Regions from separate parts of the Homo sapiens genome. Here region 1 is linked to region 2. A link is an interaction called in ENCODE POLR2A ChIA-PET data of the cell type or tissue named here. Cell type or tissue: PC-9. All regions are shown on one strand. Each heading gives the region's core, and the rest is flanking DNA. Links, peaks and the distances in the headings are about the cores only.

What was found. ChIA-PET counts read pairs that join two places held together with the same protein. Peaks named below come from ENCODE experiments on the same cell type or tissue, not always from the same donor. Only the 100,000 strongest peaks of a DNase experiment are listed, where the experiment ranks them.
Region 1: POLR2A ChIA-PET joins it to region 2 with 10 read pairs; 9 of 35 experiments call an interaction of 5 or more read pairs at or near these places.

The regions. Positions count from the first base shown.
Region 1 is chr6:43,091,315-43,095,699 of GRCh38, reverse strand. The region is part of intron 1 of PTK7 (protein tyrosine kinase 7 (inactive)); the gene reads right to left. Among named protein-coding and RNA genes, the nearest start is that of PTK7, 17 kb to the right of the region's middle. RefSeq lists an enhancer at 4,291-4,385. In PC-9, for the core only: no CTCF peak of the experiment used is centred there; no DNase peak of the experiment used is centred there; H3K4me3 peaks cover 128 bases; H3K27ac peaks cover 275 bases.
Region 2 is chr6:43,172,097-43,176,481 of GRCh38, reverse strand. It overlaps SRF (serum response factor), which reads right to left. Exons shown (of 7, transcript NM_003131.4): 1 at 4,313-4,385; 2 at 2,369-2,635; 3 at 515-776. Among named protein-coding and RNA genes, the nearest start is that of SRF, 3.0 kb to the right of the region's middle. RefSeq lists enhancers at 1,407-1,636, 3,785-3,994, 3,285-4,253. In PC-9, for the core only: no CTCF peak of the experiment used is centred there; a DNase peak (open chromatin) is centred at 1,731; H3K4me3 peaks cover 2,564 bases; H3K27ac peaks cover 516 bases.

The sequences.
Region 1 (4,385 bases), core at 212-4,211, 81 kb after region 2:
CATCATTTAAGGCACACCATCTATTATACAATACCTTATTCTTCAAAACACTCTCATAGGAAGCCAACCGAAGCGGAGAAGAGCATTCCTTAATCGAGGGGCTGAGTCTCCTAGCCCCTGGGACTCTTAAGTTCTTGCCTTCCATAAATTGGCCCCTTTCCTTCCTGGGCCTCAGTGACAACGCAGAAAGAATGCTTTCCGAAACCCATATGTGGTAAAGTGCTTAAGCCTACAGAAGTGAACAGGTAGAAGGCTTGACACACGCATCTACACAGCAATCTACTGTGGGTTTTTTTGTTGTTGTTGTTTTGGTTTGTTTGTTTGTTTAAGACAGAGTTTCATTCTTGTTGCCCAGGCTGGAGTGCAATGGCACAATCTTGGCTCACTGCAACCTCCGCCTCCCAGGTTCAAGCGATTCTCCTGCCTTAGCCTCTCAAGTAGCTGGGATTACAGGCATGCGCCACCACACCTGGCTAACTTTTTTTTTTTTTTTTTTTTTTTTAGTAGAGACTGGGTTTCTCCATGTTGGTCAGGCTGGTCTCGAACTCCCTACCTCAGGTGATCCGCCTGCCTCAGCCTCCCAAAGTGCTGGGACTACAGGCGTGAGCCACTGCGCCCGGCCTTTTTATTTATTTATTTATTATTATTATTATTTTGAGACAGAGTCTCGCTCTGTAGCCCAGGCTGGAGCGCAGTGGCATGATTTCAGCTCACTGCAACCTCCGCCTCCCGGTTCAAGCAATTCTCCTATCTCAGCCTCCCAAGTAGCTGGGACTACAGGTGCCCACAACCACGCCTGGCTAATTTTTGTATTTTCAGTAGAGACAGGGTTTCACCATGTTGGTCAGGCTGGTCTTGAACTCCTGACCTCAGGTGAGCCACCGTGGCCTGGCCAGCAATCTATTTTAAAAAACAATTTTGTGGCCGGGCGCAGTAGCTCATGCCTGTAATCCCAGCACTTTGGGAGACAGAGACGGGCGGATGACGAGGTCAGGAGATCGAGACCATCCTGGCTAACACGCTGAAACCCCGTCTCTACTAAAAATACAGAAAAATAAAAATAAAAAATTAGCCAGGCATGGTGGCAGGCGTCTATAGTCCCAGCTACTCGGGAGGCTGAGGCAGGAGAATGGCGTGAACTCAGGAGGCGGAGCTTGCAGTGAGCCGAGATCGTGCCACTGCACTCCAGCCTGGGCGACGAGACGGACTCCGTCTCAAAAAAAAAAAAAAAATTTGCTTTTGATATTCATACAAAAGGGACACAACTTTGTCTCTTCACCTACCATATAAACCCCATAACCAAACCACCCCACCATCAAATGAACCAGAAAGCAACCAAAAAAAGAATTCCTTAGCCTTTGGGAAGTTACAACGTGACTGAAGGGGGAAAACTGGTGAGGCAGGAGAACAGGGTCTGCAGGCAGGGAATCTAAGGCTGTTTCACACCGACGTCCTCCAACTAAATTGAAATGAAAGCCCTATCTACTTTCCAGGCCTAAGTAACAAAAAGAGCAGAGGCTACTACTCCCTTTGAACTTTTTTGCCAGGCAGATGGGAAATTGGCTGTCTGCAGCCAATCATACTGAGTGCGAATCCTGTCTTCGTTTGCAACTTTGTAACTTTACTCCAGCCTCTGAATGGTTGCTGTCCACAACCAATCAGACTGACTGCTGGCCCAGTCTTCCTTTGCGTAGAAGTATAACTTTAACTTCACCCTAGCCTCTGACTGGTTGCTTTTTCTAACCAATGAGATGTTTGCACAGGAGCATGACATTTGCATGAAGTGGCCAGTGGGAAACTTTTAGGGGGTATTTGGGTCCAGGAAGATTCTGTATCCCAGCCCTTAAGCCGCTGCTTGGGTCTGCTCCCACACTGTGGAGTGTACTTTCATTTTCAATAAATCCCTGCCTTCGTTCTTCTGTTGCTTCATTCTTTCTTTGCTTTGCTGGGGGTTTTGTCCAATTCTTTGTTCAAAACACAAAGAACCTAGACACTCACAGTCATGACCCTTTACCAGTGACAATGGCATTCAGCAATGCTTGGGTAGCACAAAATAGAATGGATGGCAACCAGCTGTCTCCACAAAGTTAGAATCAGCCCCACACAAGTGTGCTGCTGGGGAAGAAAACGCTAGCATCTCCTGTCCGTCTCCTGCCTGCCTGACCCAGGTCTCCATCCTCTGAGCTCCTGACATTTACTGTGTGCCTCTCTTTGGTCTTCTCTGTATCCTTGTCTTGTTAATCACTCTCTCCAGATTCTGTCTTGATTCACCTACCAGCAATCCATTCCTGGAGTGAACCTCCAGTGTCCCCCAGCTCAGCCTTTCAAAATGGAGACTTTGAATTAGCCGGGCGTGGTCGTGGGCGCCTGTAATCCCAGCTACTCTGGAGACTGAGGCAGGAGAATCGCTTGAACCTGGGAGGTGGAGATTGCAGTGAGCTGAGATTGTGCCGTTGCACTCCAGCCTGGGCAACAAGAGTGAAACTCCGTCTCAAAAAAAAAAAAAAAAAAAAAAAGGAGATCCTATCATTAGAGAGTCACTGTATTCTTTCCATAATAGATAGACTGTCTGCCTTGTTAGGGACACCTACCTCCTCTTGTAAACATCTCTTGCCTTATAAAGACTTAAAGTCACCCCGCCCCCCTGCCATCAGCATGCACACATGCATACAATACTTAGCATGATGCTTTATGCCTTAAGCATCATTTGTTATTTACATGCCAGACTAAAAGGAAAACAGGTTTTATTGAAAGTTACTGGTAGATGGGAAGCAAAACTAGGCCTGTAAATTACAGTTATAACCATCACAGATAAGCATCACAGTCATAGCCATCACAGATAACCATCACAGCTATAACCACCACAGATAACCATCACAATTATAACTACCACAGATAACCATCAGTTATAACCTCCACAGATAACCATCACAGTTATAACCTCCACAGATAACCATCACAGTTATAGCCAACTTTTACTGAGCATTCACAGTATCACAGACTAAGTCCTTCACATATACTGAATTTAGAAGATGCTCCATTATTTATGTGCACCAAGAGGACAAAGTGGTACTAGTTGAACTAAGGCACAATGTTATATACAGTAGTCCCCCCAATCCTGGGGGGGATATGTTCTATGACCCCCCAGTGGATGCCTAAAACCTCAGGTAGTAACAACCCCCAAATGTTATGTTTTATGCCTATATATACATACCTACAATAAAGTTTCATTTATACATTAGGCACTTGACATCTGTAATCCCAGCACTTTGGGAGGCTGAGGTAGTAGGAGGATTGCTTGAGTCTAGGAGTTCAAGATCAGCCTGGGCAACAGAGCAAGAGCCTATCCCTACAAAAATTTAGCTGGGCGTGATGGCACACACCTGTAGTGCCAGCTACTTGGGAGGCTGAGGTGGGAGGATCACTTGAGCCCAGGAGGTCGAGGCTGCAGTGAGCCATGATTGCACCACTGCATTCCAGCCTGGGCAACAGAGCAAGACCATATCTCTAAAAAACAAATAAATAAATTAGGCACAGTAGGCCGGGCACAGAGGCTCACGCCTGTAATCCCAGCACTTTGGGAGGCCGAGGTGGGTGGATCACGAGGTCAGGAGTTCAAGACCAGCCTGACCAACATGGTGAAGCCCCATCGCTACTAAAAATACAAAAATTAGCTGGGCGTAGTGACACGTGCCTGTAATCCCAGCTGCTCAGGGGGCTAAGGCAGGAGAATCACTTGAACCCGGGAGGTGGAGGTTGGAGTGAGCTGAGATCGCGCCACTGCACTCCAGCCTAGGCCACAGAGCAGGACTCCATCTCAAAAATAAAATAAATTAAAAAAAGAGTTACTTGAACCCAAGCATCTGATACCCTGACATTCGATAAACTGGACAAAGGGATGATTCATGTCCTGGGCGGGATGGAGTGGGATATCAAGAGATTTTATCATGCTACTCTGAATGGCATAAAACTTAAAACTTGTAAGTTGTTTATTTCTGTAATTTTCCATTTAATATTTTTTGACCATGGGTAGCTGAAACCACAGAAAATGAAACCACAGATAAGGGGTGACTACCGTAATTAATTATAAGTTACATCCCAATTTCAAAGATGTGCAAATGTGAAAAGAAAAAACATCTAAGAGTTAATGAAATGCAGTACCATCTCACTCAACTCTTGCAAGAACTCTAACGAGACTGGTATTATTATTCCTATCTTACAAAAGAGGAAACCGGCCAGGCGCAGTGGCTCACGCCTGTAATCCCAACACTTCGAGAGGCCGAGGTGGGTGGATCACCTGAGGTCAGGAGTTGGAGACCAGACTGGCCAACATGGTGAAACCCCATTTCTACTAAAACAAAAATATACAAAATTAGCCAGCCATG
Region 2 (4,385 bases), core at 129-4,128:
GACACCCCAGTCCCAGGGTCTGGCACACTGGTCTCCAACTCCCATCACTATCTTTCCTGGAAGCCAAAGAGGCCCTTCAGGCCCAAGTATCCACTCTGGGGGCTTCCACGCTCTACTCTTGCCCATCCCTCCTCCTCCTGCCCTGGGCCTTGTCTCTCTTTTCTTCAGTTGACCCAAGAGCTGGCAATAACCCATCAAAGACATGATCTGCCTTCCAGTCAAGGCAGGAAGTGGTGAAACATCTACTGCCCTGTGGCAATGAGGGCACGGGGCTGGGGTAGCTAGACAGGGCCAGAATATATGGTTGAAACTTACTGACAAGGACAGCAGGGGTCTCAGTGGGCAGAGGTATGCCTGCCAACGGGATATAAGAGGCTTCGCTCAGGCTCTGGCCCCTATTCACCTTCCTTCTGAGCAGGGAAAGAGGTTCTCTTGGTGCCAGCCCTAAACACACTCTTAGCATGCTTGATTTGCCCCAGGAAGGACGAATCTCTCCCTGCCCCTCGTGACTCACCAGGCATGAGGGTGAAGCTGGTAGGCAGCTGCATAAGGCCCCCAGAGGAGACAGGGCCGCTGCCTGTACTCTTCAGCACAGTCCCATTGGCACTGCTGACAGCACTGGGGCTGACACTAGCAGACACTGGTGCCAGGTAGTTGGTGATGGGAAAGGAGGGGCCGCTGCTGACTTGCATGGTGGTAGAGGTGCTAGGTGCTGTTTGGATGGTGGAGGTTGTACCCGGCAGGTTGGTGACTGTGAACGCCGGCTTCAGTGTGTCCTATACCCAGAGTAAAGATGAAGCAATGAGCCCCTACCAGATCCTGCCTTTGCAGAAGCTTTGTGTGGACTGAGAACCCAGACTGAAACCAGTGAGCTTGGGTTCAAATCCCAACGCCACCATTTACCTGATGCCTGACTCTTAGGTAAGTTATTGATCTACTGAGCTACAGTTTTCTATCGGTAAAAGGAGGATAATACCTACCCCCTAGGTTGCTGTAAGGATTAAGTAGGTTAGCATATGTAAATCACTTAGAAAACACTACCTGGCACATAAAAAAACCAAAATAAATATTTGCTGCTCTTATGATAATTATTATCATTGTCATTATTATAATCCCCTGAGTTCTCTGCTCCAGCGGACTGTGGTAATCCCATTGGCTGGGGAGTCAGGACACCAAGGTCTGTTCCTAGCTCTGGTAATGACCATCTAAGTGACCCTGAAATAACCAGTCCCCTTTTCTGAACCTCGGTTTTCCTCTTCTATAAGCATGAGGGGGCTGGGCTACTACGTTTTCTTTCAAAGAGTTCTTCCAGCTCTAATTTGTCAGGCTTCTGAGATAGGAACTGAGTTTCTCAGGGAACTTAAGAGTTTGAGAGAGATCTTGAGAATCTGGCAATGACACACTATATGTCAAACACCCAAGATGTAAACTACCAAAAGAATGTACTCATCCAACAAAATTTCCTGGGAATAAATGAGCCCTACTGTTATAAAAGTTTAAAAATTATTACAGATGATATGCCACTAAGAGAGGAGGTAGCCTACAGCACTGACTCTCCCCTAAGGAAGACTTCGTTCTTAGAAGGGGAAGAAGGAAACTGAGAACCAAGCCACCAAGCCCAGACCCGAAATGAGTCAACCAGAGGCTCAAAGGCTGCGGGGTGGGTCAGCACGAGACGTTTGCAAAGCAGCTGGGCCCAAGACCCTTGATTGGCAGAGGCGTTGCTAAGGCAAACAGTGCCGCTTCCTCCCATTGGCCAGTCAGTTAAGTGCCACCCGGAAGGTGGAGCTCCCCAGACAGCAAGGGAGGAAGCCCCACCCCCTCTCCTTACCGGGAAAAGGAAGGGGGAGGAGTAACAGCGCAGGCATCCCTAGCAGCAGGCAAATGCGCTCCCTAACTGCCCAGGCCCCCAACACCCTGAAAGGGCAGCGGCTGGCTTGTAAGGTAGTCCCCGGCCCAGTCAACCAGCCCGCCTGCCAAGAGTGCTGGATTCCCAGGACCCCGGGACCGGAGTGCTCCCTTTCTACTCCCTGGCGACCCAGCCCGGAGGGCCGGGCTAAACTACACCCCCGCCCCTAGCGGGGAGACAGCTGGCGGGAGGAATGCAAAGGCCCTGCCAGGCAGGCGGGCTGCGGGCGGGAGGCCGGCGTGGAGCCCAAGCCGGCCTTATATGGGCACGGAGGCCGCCCGCTTATCTAGGGGGGCGGTCTTCTATCAGGAAAGTGAGGATGGACACCTGTCCCCTAGGACGAGGGTCGTTAATCCGGCTCCACTCCACATCGGTGGGCACCTATCCACCTGTCCTGGGCCAGAAAGGGAGAGGGACCCCACTCCCTTCCCTCCTCTCACATAGGCAACCCAAACACACCTTGGTCTCCCCACTGCTGTCAGACTCCGACACCTGGTAGGTGAGATCTGTCTCTTCAAAGCCAGTGGCACTCATTCTCTGGTCTGTTGTGGGGTCTGAACGGGGTGGAGAGTCTGGCGAGTTGAGGCAGGTCTGAATCAGTGCCTTGCCGGTCTCACTGGTGATCATGGGCTGCAGTTTTCGGGTGGCAAAGGTATACACATGGCCTGTCTCACTGGCCACCAGCAACAGCACCTGTGTCCCTGTCAGCGTGGACAGCTCATAGGCCTGAGGGGTGAGGAGGGAGATGGGCAGGTCAGCAAACTTTTTATCTCTACCTTCCTTGAGAAGTTGGAAAAAGAATTATACAGTGATGTCATTCCCCCATTCCCATAATGACCTTCGTCTCTAATGACTCTGAGGGCAGGGTGTCCTATCAGGATCTCTGGAAGCAGCAAAACTACCCATGCTCCTCCTTTGAGGAGCAGCCCCATTGACCTGAAGATACCCCAAGCAAACAGTAACAGCCCCCAGTGATGGAACATATAACTTCAGGGGATACGAAGGACCCAGCTAGCTGCTCCCCAACACAGCTTAGTGCCTGGAATGTCCCAGAGCCTCACCCCTTCTCACTGTCACAGGGACCAGGATGGATCCCTACCTATCACACTGGAATTTGTACAAGACATTAGTGATAATGGACCATTTAAGCTCCAACTGTCCCATGTTTCTTTCCAGAAACTGCACAGGCTCCAACTTGTTGCCACAGCCTAGTTTCTCCTTTTGCCCTGTAATACTTTACTGCCCTTACTCCTTTGTCTTGGGAAGAAGGTTATGGAAGGAGAGAAGAGAGTTTTCCTTAATTACCTCCCCCCACAATCTTCTCCACTGATGATCAAGTGACAAGGGACACTGATACAACAGTGTCTGGAGTGATGGGAGACGAGACCTAGATTAGCACTAAACATCCTGCCATGAGCCCAGGAAGGGGACCTTCAAGGATGGCCCCATAGATGCCATACTCTCCCAACAAAGTTCTGCAAACCACCTTGGAAGCAGCTCTGGTTTCTACATGGGACAGAAATAAACACCAGCCAGTGTTCCCAAGGATCCAGCTCCTTGTCTCCCAGTTCCTCTGCTTTCATCTCTTCCCTTATCGTCTACACCCCAAAATGACTCCTTTCCTCAACACTTTTCACTGGCTGGCAGAAGAGGAATTCCTAGGTACCTCTGCAAGCCTCCCTGACTTCCCCCAAACCCCATCCAAGCATAGATTCTCCCTAGGGCTGGAAACCCCACTTGTCCTAACGGCAGGAGATTCTGCAGCGGGTCCTGCCAGGAGCATGTGGTTCCCAGTGGATGCCATGGAAGACTCACGGCCGGCGCAGGACTAGGTTCCTGCTGCTCAGGGCAGCACCAGTTCTCCTGCCCCGCTCCCTTACCTGGTCCCTAACCCTGCCTGTCCTTCCAACCAGCACTACTCTCGTGGTGCCCACTTCCTCCCACACATGTTCGCTCATTGTTGTCATGCAGCTCCAGCCTCCTCACCTCCATACCTTCTCGTTTGCTCCCTGCTTTTCCGGCGCCCTCGTCCGAACACCGGAGTGCACTGGACCTACTGATCCCGGGTTCTCATTATCCACCTCCCCGGCAGCCTCGTAGCCTCCCATCACCGCTCCTCACCCCTTCACTCAGCAAGGGCCCTCTTCCTCTCTGGCGCCGGTCACTCCCACCTCTGCGCCTTTCCCCACGGTTGCGAGCGTTCGCGGGATCTCCCCTCTCCCCACATTTCCCCGGCGGCCCCTCCCCTTCGGCCCTCCCCGGGCAGGAGCCATCCCCTCCCACACACCTCCTGCGGACTCGCAGCCTCTCACCTCCGCCTCGGCTCTGCGGTCCTCCCGGGCTCCCTTTGCACATCCCCACCCCAACCGGGCCCCGGGGCCGGCCAGCCCCCCGGCTTGGTACCTTCTTCATGATGCCCGTCTTCCTCTTGCTGAAGGTCGTGTAGCGCCGCAGCTTGTTGTCGATGAACTCCATC